2 separate regions of the Mus musculus genome follow, and region 1 is linked to region 2. The links are chromatin loops, found by intact Hi-C in ENCODE. Cell type or tissue: heart. All regions are shown on one strand. Links, peaks and the distances in the headings refer to the core of each region. The heading gives the core; the rest is flanking DNA.

Region 1 (5,368 bases), core at 496-4,495, 83 kb after region 2:
CTCGGAAGTAAGTCTGGCCATGGATGGAGTGGCAGGGAGGCATAGCTTTGTGGTCCGATAGGGATGCCAGGACTCTCACCGACAGAAAGGCATGGACAATGTCCGCTTTGATGCTGCTGAGAGGTTTGTCCTTTAGCACGAGGAATATTTGTTCTTCTTTGTCCAAGGAGATGAAATTCCCGAACCAGGAGCGTTTTGCCAGCCTGGGTGGAATGGGATAGATAGGAAGAGGAGGGAGGGTCAGGAAGGGGTTAAAAGACAAGTCCCCTTGCTGCCCACTTAGTTTCTTCCCTTGTTGAACTCACTCAGGAGAGGATTCTGGTGTCAAACTGGACATCTCCTCGGCGGTAGGGACTAGTTAGAGAGAGAAGAGGGAGTAGTCAACACTTACTTATAATTTATCATCCAGCACCCTGTGGATTCAGTCATCTCCCAAATGGCTAACCCTAACTCGAGTAGTCAGTCCTGGCCCTTCTGGATAGACAGTGTGGCTAGACCACATTCCCCGGGTAGGCACAAGCTCCTACAGACCAATGAGTAGGCGAGAGTACACCGTGGCAGGACCTGTTCCCATCACCCTTCAGCCCCCAGACCTGCCTCTCTCCGAACGTCATCATCACCTTTAGAGTCTCGGGATTTGGGAATCAGGCTCTCTTTCCTACCTGAAGACCCGCCATGAAATTTTCCATATGACGTTTAGCCCCTCCTTCCCACATTAGAATCCAGCATTTGGCAAACCTAGCCCAGCATCTGCTGAGACCCTTACCCTGCATCTTGCGCCGGTGGAAGCGAGGGGAGCCCAGGAAGCTGTTGCGGATGGAGTTGAGCCGACTTCTCCAGGCGGCTCCCCCGACGCCACCGCCTGGGCTGGGAGGTGGCGTCGTTCCTGGGGTCCCCGTAGGGCTGGCTCGAGGCGTGTGCAGAGGTGAGTGCAAGGGGGTTCCGCCGGAGGAGCGCGGGGAGCCTGGTGGTCCAGGCAAGGGCGTGGAACGGGCACTGGGGGGTGGTGGCTGCTCTCCAGCGCCCCCACCTCTGGGGCCCCGAGAAGGCAGCGTCTGTGTTTTGGAAGTTGGGGAGCCTCCGCCTCTAGCCTCATCTCCAGCGCCTGGCTCCGGTGAGAAGGAAAAGACCGGACTCTGTAGAAAAGCAGGGCCTAGTGACAATTTGGACTACAACTTCCCGGAGGGAATTGTTATTTGGGATTAATTGTTACTTGCTCAGAATCGCTAGGGAGGACTGCAAGACATGCTGGGAATTGTAGTTCAATCAGCCCCACCCACCACTCTGGATTTAGGCACAAGTACTGTCTCCAATTTACACACTAAGGCTGCAACCCTAGCCTAAGCAGAAATTGGCACGCTGAAAGTACTCAAAGAACTTCTGATAAATAATTAAAACCCCCAAAACATACTACAAACCCAATCTTGAGTAGACAAAAATGGATGTCTTTGACACTTCTCAGGCAAGAATGCCTCATGAAATTGTATTTTCTGTTGATTTCTCTTAATTCTTTGAGGGTCTACTCTTACCCTTGGGCTGCTCAGAGGGCTGGAGGACAGACCAGTGGAGGCTCCACTGACGCTGCGGGATCTGTTTACAGGGTTAAAAAAATGATCTGAGAGAGTTTCAGAAGGTTCAGGTGTTTCTCCATTTCCATGTCCTCCCAGGCACGGGAGGTTGAGCAGGGTCTAGAACGATCTGCTCCCTCTACGCTCTGGGACTGAAGATTCTCCCAGAGGGTACAGCCTCTCCCTCACCTCTGACTGTGCTGGGCCATCTCCAAGGCCCGTCTGGTAGGCACTGGGGAGCCACCACTCCCAGCATCTGTGATACTGAGGACTTCCATGGACTTCCGCTCTGGCCTCCGTTTCCCGTGTCTGCTCAGCATGGGGGAATCCACACGCTTACGAGGTGGGTCTGAAGGGAGAGAGTTATTGACCCACCCAGTAGATTAGTTTGCCCAGGTATACACAGCATATACGTGACTGCCTTGTAAACGGATGGGGAAACCAAGGAGCATAGCAGAGCGAGGCTCTCATAAATGCCCAGCTGTCCACACACAGACTCCCAGGGCCGACAGCATCCTCCTCCCTCAGGAATCCTGGGATCTAAACCGCCCAATCTGCCTTCTTACCAACATCATTCCGAGGAGGCAGGTCCTGGTCTTCACAGCTAGGATACCGCTCTTTCCGATCCAAAAGCAAATAATAGATCATCTTTTCTTGGTTTTCCCTGAGACGGGAAGAAGGAGGTGGTTAAGGGAGGATTGAGGTCAGCGATCAGTGCCCAGGGCTGGAGAGATGGATAAAGGTGCTTGCTACTCAAGGTTGATAACCTGAGTTGTACCCCTGGGACCCACATGGTGGAAAGAGAGGACCAATCTCCTGCCAAGTTATCCTCTGGTCTATACACCCTCCTCTCATACATAATGAAAAACAAACAAAAACCCATGTAAGGTAAGGAAGTTTGTGTCTCAATGAGACCTCCCTCCCTCCCTTCGCTGCTGTGGATCTTTGAGCTCAGGCCACCTAACAGATCTGCCCCCATATCCAACGGTACAAGTCCAGACCTTCTTCCTTGGACCAAGGAATCCAGACCCCAGCCCTTCTCCTTTAAACTTTCGAGTTCAGACCTCACCCCTCCCACCACAGTCCCCCAAGTGAAAGCCCCTAGCCTTCCTCCCTCAGACACAGGTGTTCAGGTCTTATTTCTCTTTTTTGGACCCAAAATGCCATTTTTTCCCACAAGCCAACATAGTTGGCTTCCTATGTTCAGTGTTCGTCACAACTTAAGCACTTATTAAGTTCTACGTAATGAAGACACCATTCACGCCCATCTCAGCTTTAATGCTTTCTTTCTCTGAGCATTTCCAGATTATTCCCGTGCACCAGCACTAAAGTTTGTCAGATCCATAAAACTGGATGCGGCACGCCCCCTTCAGGCTTTCTAGGGAACTGCCACAACCCATTCAATGAAGTGGGGCGCCGGTGAAAAGGATTTTGGGAGCTCTTACTCCTCGCTTCGCAGTTCTCTGTGCAGCCGCTCGCGGTCTCTGAAGCAGCCCAGAGACGCCATGCTTTCCAGAACGTCAGGGTCCAGCTCGCCATTGGAAGGCAGGCTACGCATGGCTACTCTGCGGCCTGGGGCTGGCTCCAGGCAAGGGTCTGGTTCGTGTTTCCCGCCCCTGGAATAGTAGAGAAACGCTTATCTTCCTAGTGTTACGTCCTATGCCCAGACTCCTCATCCCAGGATCTGGAGAGTCTGGGTCCCCATCTTCCTCAGACTGAGGGTGTCCAGACCCTAGTTCTTCAAACTCTGACTCAAAGAGTCCGGAGCCCTCCTCCCTCTAGACTCCACACCCTCCCTTTCTTTAGCTTTGTCCTCCTCTGCCCATACTCTGAAGTTTGAGACGGTAGGTCCCTCCATCCCATCCCACCCATCAGGAATATGGCACCCCACCCTCCACCTTTCTATTCTGACCCGGGTGCCCTACCTCCTCCCGCAGGTACCCAACTGTTCAATTCCCTCCTACTCACAGATACCAAGGATGTTTCTGAATTTGCTCCAGCTGTGAAGGGGTGGGTCACAGAGAAGCAGAAATTAGGTCACATACAATAGCTAGCAAGCAGTAACATAAAATTGATTAGCATTGGCTCCGGGAGGTCACTGACCCATCCCGAAGCAGGGTGACATCATGTCTTCCCCTGGTGGCGGTCAAGCACCTGCAGATTGACCATTTTTAAACCCAGGTAGCAGTTTACTGCACGCCAAGTGCCAGCCTTTCAACCCCCGCCAATCCCTCAATGCGCCGCCCTCAAGGGTCCTTGGTCCAACTTGGGAATGATTCTAAGTTTTAGGTTTTGCTGGACCTTGGGCTTGTGGCTTAACCAGCAAACTCATCCAATGGCAGGCTTTACAGGCAGCCCTCCAGGAACTCTCTGGAACCACTTCACCTCTGCCAGCCCCTCGCTGCTTACACTGAGCCTTTTCTCGGGCTCCACTTCAATCATCCCTCTCAGGAGGCTCTGGCAGTCTGGAGGGATGAAGTGAGGCATGTGGAAGACCCCACGTTTCACCTTCTCCAGTAGCTGGCGCAGGTTGTCGTCATCGAAGGGCAGTGCCCCCTGTGCAAGACATCATCAAGAGCCTCAGGTCAGTGATTCTCAACCTGGCGTGGCAGCTCTTGGCGGGGGTGGGGGTGGGGGTGGTGGTGTTATAGACATGCACCACCAGGCCCAGTTCATGTAGTTTGGGGGATGGAACCAGAGGCTTCATGTGTCCTGGACAAGCAATCTACCAAGTGAGCTACATCGTTGTCTCTTTCCTTACGGCAGTGGTTCTCAAGCTGTGGGTCATGGCCCCTTTGACAGGTTAAATGACCCTCACACAGGGGTCGTCTAACACCATCAGAAAACACAGACATTTACACCACGGTTCGTAAGAGTAGTGAAATCACAGTTATGAAGTAGCAACCAAAACAACTTTATGGTCGGGAGTCACCACAACATGAGGAACGGAATAAAGGGCCACAGTGTCAGGAAGGTTTCGAGCCTTCCTTAGGTGGAGCTTAACACTGTCCAGGTGATGGGCTGGAGAGATGGCTCAGTGGTTAAGAGACTGCTCTTTAGAGAGGTCCTGAGTTCAATTCCCAGCAACCACATGGTCCATCTGTAATGGGACCCAACGCCCTCTTCTGGAGTGTCTGAAGATAACTACCGTGTACTCATATACATATAATAAATCTTTAAAAAAAAAAGATTGAGAGTTGGGTTGGATACTTACTGTCCACACCTATATAGGGCTGGAGATGTAGCTCAGCCAGTGGGGCGCTTGCCTAACTTCCAGGAAGCCCAGGGTCCCACCCCCAGCACCACTGGTGTCACAGGCCTACACCCCACACTCGGGAGGTGGAGGCCGGAGGCTCAGAAGTTCAAGGTCATTTTCGGTTACATATTGAGCTTTGAGGCCAGCCTGGGTGATGCGACACACTGCCACAAACAAAACTACATTAAAACAAAACAAAAATACATCAAAACTAAAATAAGCCTCTCTCTAAACTCTTCGTGCACACCTTCAATCTCAGCACTCGGGAGGCAGAGGCAGGTTGACCTTTATGAGTTTGAGGCCAGCCTGGTCTACAGAGCAAGTTCTAGGACAGCCAAGGTTACCAGTGAGACCCTGTCTCAAACAAACAAACTATAAAGAGGGCCTGGTGCAGCAGTGCACGCCTTTAATCCTAGAACTTGGTTAGACATGGCAGGCAACCTCTGTTGGCTGGAGGCCAGCCTGGTCTACAAACAAAGGCCCTGTCTGAAACAAACACCAAACAAAAACAAACAAAGGAAGAAAGAGAGAGAGACAGAGACAG
Region 2 (5,368 bases), core at 550-4,549:
ATATAATGTTTTGGGCCATACTCACATACACTCCCACTGCAGCTAGTCTGTGTGTGTGTGTGTGTGTGTGTGTCCAAGTGTGTTTCCTTTATGCTATTCACAGGCTCACGGATGGTTTGTTTGCAGGCTACCAATGGCAGCATCACGGTGGAAAATGTGATTTTTCTCCTCCATCATCCTCAGTTTTCTCCAACTCTGAAACTAGATAGAGTCTTGGGAGAACTAGTTCTGTTCAGAACTGTCTCGAGGTTTCCCACCCCAGGGAGAATGAACTCATTTAAGGGGTAGATGTGTGGAAGATCAGGACTTCCCTATAATAGCTGTTGGGTCCTCCTAGTGTGGACCATGGCTTGGCCCAACCATTTGCCTGTGCCATGATGCCTCTCAGTTCCAGAGTGACCTGGCCATACCCATTAAATTCTCTCTAAGTTGGAGCTGGTGAGATGGCTCAGTGGGGAAGAACACTGACTGTTCTTCTGAAGGTCCTGAGTTCAAATTCCAAACAGCCACATGGTGGCTCACAATCATCCCTAACGGAATCTGATGCTTCTGATGTGTCTGTTTTGTTGTTGTTTTTTTTGTTTGTTTGTTTGGTTTTTTTTTTGTTTTTGTTTTTTTTTTTTTTTTTCGAGACAGGGTTTCTCTGTGTAGCCCTGGCTGTCCTGGAACTCACTCTGTAGACCAGGCTGGCCTCGAACTCAGAAATCCGCCTGCCTCTGCCTCCCGAGTGCTGGGATTAAAGGCGTGCGCCACCACGCCCGGCTTCTGATGTGTCTGAAGGCAGCTACAGTGTACTTACATATAACAATAAATATATCTTTAAAAAATAATAGCAAAAAGGCCACAGTTTTGGTTTGGTTTGACTTGAGTCAGGATCTCTCTGTGTGGCCCTGGCTGTCCTGGAACTCATTCTATAGACCAGGCTGGCCTCGAAATCAAGAGATCTGCCTCTCAAGTGCTGGGACTAAGGGCATGGGTCACCACTGTCAGGCTAAAGCTACAATTTCTATGCCATCTCCTCAGGGACACCTTTCCTGAGCACTTCGGGAATTGTGGCTAGGAACAGGAAGGCAGGTCTTGTCAGGCTAACATCTGAGCACTAACAGAGCCCTGAGCTCAGTATATTGTGTACACAAGGTGTCAGCTGGCACCTGGGAGATGGGTTCATTGTATTCCCAGGTTGGGTTAACAAGGCCCTACACTCACAAGAGATCTCAAAAGACAAGCATGGAGACAGCTTCAGGGCTCTGGCTGCTGATTCTGTGCTCCAGAGAATGTTGTTGTTGCTGTTGTTGGATTTTATGCTGTGCAGGGCATGAAATCAAGAACTTCGAGCATGGTAGGCAAGCACTCCACCAAGCGAGCTACATACCAACATGCCCGGTTTTTTGTTTCTGATCCCCATTTTGTTTCACTATGGACTTGGTGGTACAGGTAGCCCTCGGGAGACGGGCACTAAGTAGAAACACTATCTAGCTACATTATGCCACCCTGAAATTTGGCCCTAGTCATCTGGCACTGCTTAATGGACAGGGTCGTGCGCCGCTGATCCTCCCAGACCTTTGAGCTACACAAGAGACTCATTCGGGCCACCAGGTCCAGGCTGTGAGCTCAGGTGACCATGCAGGCACTGGGCACACCTGGCGCCGGGCCCTAACTCCGCCCCGGGAAGCCGCACCCCGGGACGCTGTCGGGGAGCAGGCGGCGGCGGGCCACCGAGGGCCATGGCGGCAGCGTCACCGGTGTGCGGCTCGCAGGCGTCCGCGGTCGGCGCCTCGTCCCCACCCGCGCCCGCACCGGCTCCAGCGGCCGGCTTGGGCCGCTGCCGCATGGCGCTGCTGCTGGCCGTGGCCTTGGACGTGGCGGGCATGGCGGCGCTGCTGACCGGCGTGTTCGCGCAGCTGCAGGTGCGCGGCCGCGACTTCGGGGACCTGCTCATCTACTCTGGGGCGCTGCTGGTGTTCTTGAGCCTGCTGGGCTGGATTCTCTGGTACACCGGCAACATCGAGATCTCGCGCCAGGAGCTGGAGCGTGACTACGGCCTACGACCCTCGGCGATTGCCCGCCTGGCGCGCAAGCTGTCCCGTCGCTGGTCGGCGCCCGCCACCGCCAGTCCCCGGACCACAGCCGGTCTCCGCTCAGCACGCAGAGCGAACCGCGCGCCCCAGCCCTCCTCCTCCGGCTCCCGCCGCGTGCGCCTGCAGCTCGCCACGCTTGAGGCGGGGTCCGTGGCGGCAGGCACGGGCAGCGAGTGAGCCCCAGGTGAGGACACCAGAAAGAATGAGATGTGGTGGGGAGACGGACATGTCGCTGGAAGGGGAAACTGCAGGAGAGTGAGTCAGAGATAGCAGAGACTCGGAAGGATGGGTGGGACAAAGTTGGGAGTCACAGCACGCCCTCCTCCTTTTGCTCCACGTGCACCAGGCCTCATGCCATCCTCCCTGTAGCCAGTTCTCTGAGCTCATTACTGTTACTGTACAAGAAGCTCCGAAAGTAGGTGACACTCTTGTCCGGACCACACAAATGTACAAATGAAAGAGTGCCATTCATCCAGACAGGCGGTCCTAATGTGAAGTCAGAGGCAAAGAAGAACCAGTGGGCACAGAGAGGGAAAGCACCCTTGTTCCTTTCCCTTTCTCTGATATTTAAGACAGGGCTTCACGGCTGTCCTGGAACTTGATATGTAGACCAGGCTGCCCTTGAACTGAGATCAGCTTGTGTCTGCCTCCGGAGTGCTGGAATTAAAGGCATGTGCCACCACTCTTGGCCCTTTATTAGTGTGTGTGTGTGCGTGCGTGTGCGTGTGCGCGCATTTGTGACACAATGTTTGTGTTGCATCTATTCTCTTTCCAGCATGTAGGCTTTGGAGATCAAACTCAGGTCAGCAGTTTGGTGGCAAGCACCTTTACCCAATGCGCCATTTTTTTTTTTTTGAGACCCCTGTATTTTCTTTCTTAAATTCTCTCCAGCTTTCCTGCTTCTTTCTTGCCATCTCATCAAACCCAGGCCATTGACTGATGTGTAAAACCTCTGCTTTTATTTTTATTTATTTATTGATTTATTTATTTATTGGTTTTTCAAGACCGGGTTTCTCTGTATAGTCCTGGCTGTCCTGGAACTCACTTTGTAGACCAGGCTGGCCTCGAACTCAGAAATCCGCCTGCCTCTGCCTCCCAAGTGCTGGGATTAAAGGCGTGTGCCACCACGCCCATCTTTAAACCTCTGTTTTTAAGTTCTTTTCCCCAAATTTTATTTGTATTTAATTCAGGCCAAAGACGGACAGATGTCCCCCATAATGAGGAGGGCCATTGCTATCTGCAGTCCAACCAGAAAACTTCCAGAATGCTCTTTAGGCACCAGCGCACTCCTCTGAGTATTCATATTGTCTGAGCCCATTCCTATCGCTGTTTGACTAGCCATATGGTATATCTCTGTGGGAGCTGGTTACCACATCTGACAGAGCCCCAGACAGGTAAAGCTGGGGTCTCTGGTGTCTTTGTTTCTAACAGTACCCAGCAAAAAGTGTGGCTCAGGAAAGGGTGATAATGGATAGGATGCGGATCCCTAAGTAGATGGGATAAATGTATTACACACGGATTGATGGACAAATGGGTCCGTTTTAGTTGATAGACGGGTGGGTGGAGAGCTGGTGAGTTAGTTGGCTGATGGATGGATTGGTAAATGGTTTGTAGAAGAGCGTGCTGGTGAATTGGGTGAGTGGGAGCAGATAGAATGAATGAACTGGTGGATGGCTGAGATGGTTTGACAGGACTAGTGGGTGGACAGTGAGTCTTTGCTTTGTTTCTGAGACAGAGTCTTGCTGCGTGTCCCCAGGTCCACCTTGAACACAGTCCTCCTGGTTCGGCGTCAGATTAGTTGTTTACTAAATGTAGTGGATGAATTGGTGGGTGAATTCATAGGGTTAGAAGAAGAGAGGCATAAATGGACAGTTAGATGGATAGTTTGGGCAGGTAGATATGCAAATAAATGGATGGCTTTGATTTTGGATGGATGGGAATGACTGAATCCACTTCCTAGGTGGGATTTCTGTAAAAGGATTAAACTCTAAAACTGTGGTGTGTGTGTGTGTGTGTGCGTGTGTGTACATTTGTATAGAGGTCAGAGGATTAATTTTTGTGTCATTCCTCAGGAACTAGCAATCTTGCTTTTTGAGACAGGATCTCTGGTTGGCCTGGAGCTCACTGATTAAGCTAGACTGCCTTGCCAATCAGCCCCAGGCATTTAAGAGTCTCTGCCTCCACACCACTGGGCTTACAAGCACCATGGAGCCTGGCACTCTATATAGCGCACACTAGTGAAGGCACCATGGTGCATCTGTGAGGGTCAGAGAACATCTTTCATAAACAGATTCTCTCCTTCCACCATTGAATTTAGGGTGTTGGGATTACATGGCAAGTGTGTTTACCCAATGAGATATCTCACCAGCCCAAGACATTTTTACTTTTCTCCTGGGATCCAAAGAAATTCTGTGCTTCATGAGAACTAAGAATTTGATTCTATGTTCTGTGGTTCAAATGAGGAAACAGTAAGGGCTAGGGGTGTGGCTCAGTTGTAAAGAGAACTTACTTAGCATGCCTGTGTCAAGCCCTGGGTTCAATTTCCAGCACCACAAAACAGAAGACATGGTTGGTAACCCCTATAATCCCAACCCTCAGGCAGATCGCAGCAGATTCAAGACCAGCCCAATGTGTGCAGTATGTTCCAGGCCAGCCAGGACTGTAATAGTGAGACTCTGTTTCAAAACAGCAAAACAGGGTCTGGCGAGGTGGCTCAGCAGTAAGAGGACTGGCTGCTCTTCCAGAGGACCTAAATTCCATTCCTAGCACCCATATGTCAGCTCACAAGTGTCTAATTCCAGTTTCAAGAGATCTGATGCCCCCTTCTGGCCTCCACAGGCACCAGGCACAAAACATTCCTACGCATAAAATAAAACATAAATCTTTTAAAAAAATCACACACACAAAATATTTAAAGGCTAAGTAACCACGTGTATGTGAAGCATGGACAAATATTGGAGTACAACACTAGACATATGCCAAAATATCCACCTGTGGTAAACTTGGCTCCTGAAGACCCTTGACATTTACGCAGAAATGGACATTTGAGTGGGCCTCAAAGAACTTGAATTTTGACAGAAGGGCATGCTCTAGGAATGCCAACTCCACTGTGACCAAAATTCTCACATGGGGCAAATCATCTTTTCCTTCTTCTGCCTTTCCTTAACTTAACATGATCTCGTTATATGACATAGGCTGGCCTGGCACTTCCTAGATAGACTAGGCTGGACTTTATATGTGCTACACTCCTGACTTTTAAATACTGGGGCTACAGATGTGAGCCACCTCAT

Evidence for each region. A loop is a pair of places that touch in the nucleus more often than their neighbours do. Peaks named below come from ENCODE experiments on the same cell type or tissue, not always from the same donor. Only the 100,000 strongest peaks of a DNase experiment are listed, where the experiment ranks them.
Region 1: it touches region 2 in a loop (2.4-fold over the local background); 16 of 42 quality-filtered maps call a loop at or near these places.

The regions. Positions count from the first base shown.
Region 1 is chr7:4,702,884-4,708,251 of GRCm38, reverse strand. It overlaps Brsk1 (BR serine/threonine kinase 1), which reads right to left. Exons shown (of 19, transcript NM_001003920.3): 8 at 3,978-4,124; 9 at 3,537-3,568; 10 at 3,014-3,184; 11 at 2,135-2,232; 12 at 1,758-1,917; 13 at 1,530-1,590; 14 at 767-1,136; 15 at 306-354; 16 at 80-203. It also overlaps a transcript of Tmem150b not described here. Among named protein-coding and RNA genes, the nearest start is that of Brsk1, 15 kb to the right of the region's middle. In heart, for the core only: a CTCF peak has its summit at 2,949 (motif pointing left); no DNase peak of the experiment used is centred there; H3K4me3 peaks cover 792 bases.
Region 2 is chr7:4,785,899-4,791,266 of GRCm38, reverse strand. It overlaps Tmem238 (transmembrane protein 238), which reads left to right and starts at 1,707. Exons shown (of 2, transcript NM_029384.1): 1 at 1,707-2,262. The coding sequence starts at 1,725. The coding sequence ends at 2,255. In heart, for the core only: a CTCF peak has its summit at 2,089; DNase peaks (open chromatin) are centred at 1,666 and 2,046; H3K4me3 peaks cover 1,878 bases; H3K27ac peaks cover 1,955 bases; H3K27me3 peaks cover 440 bases.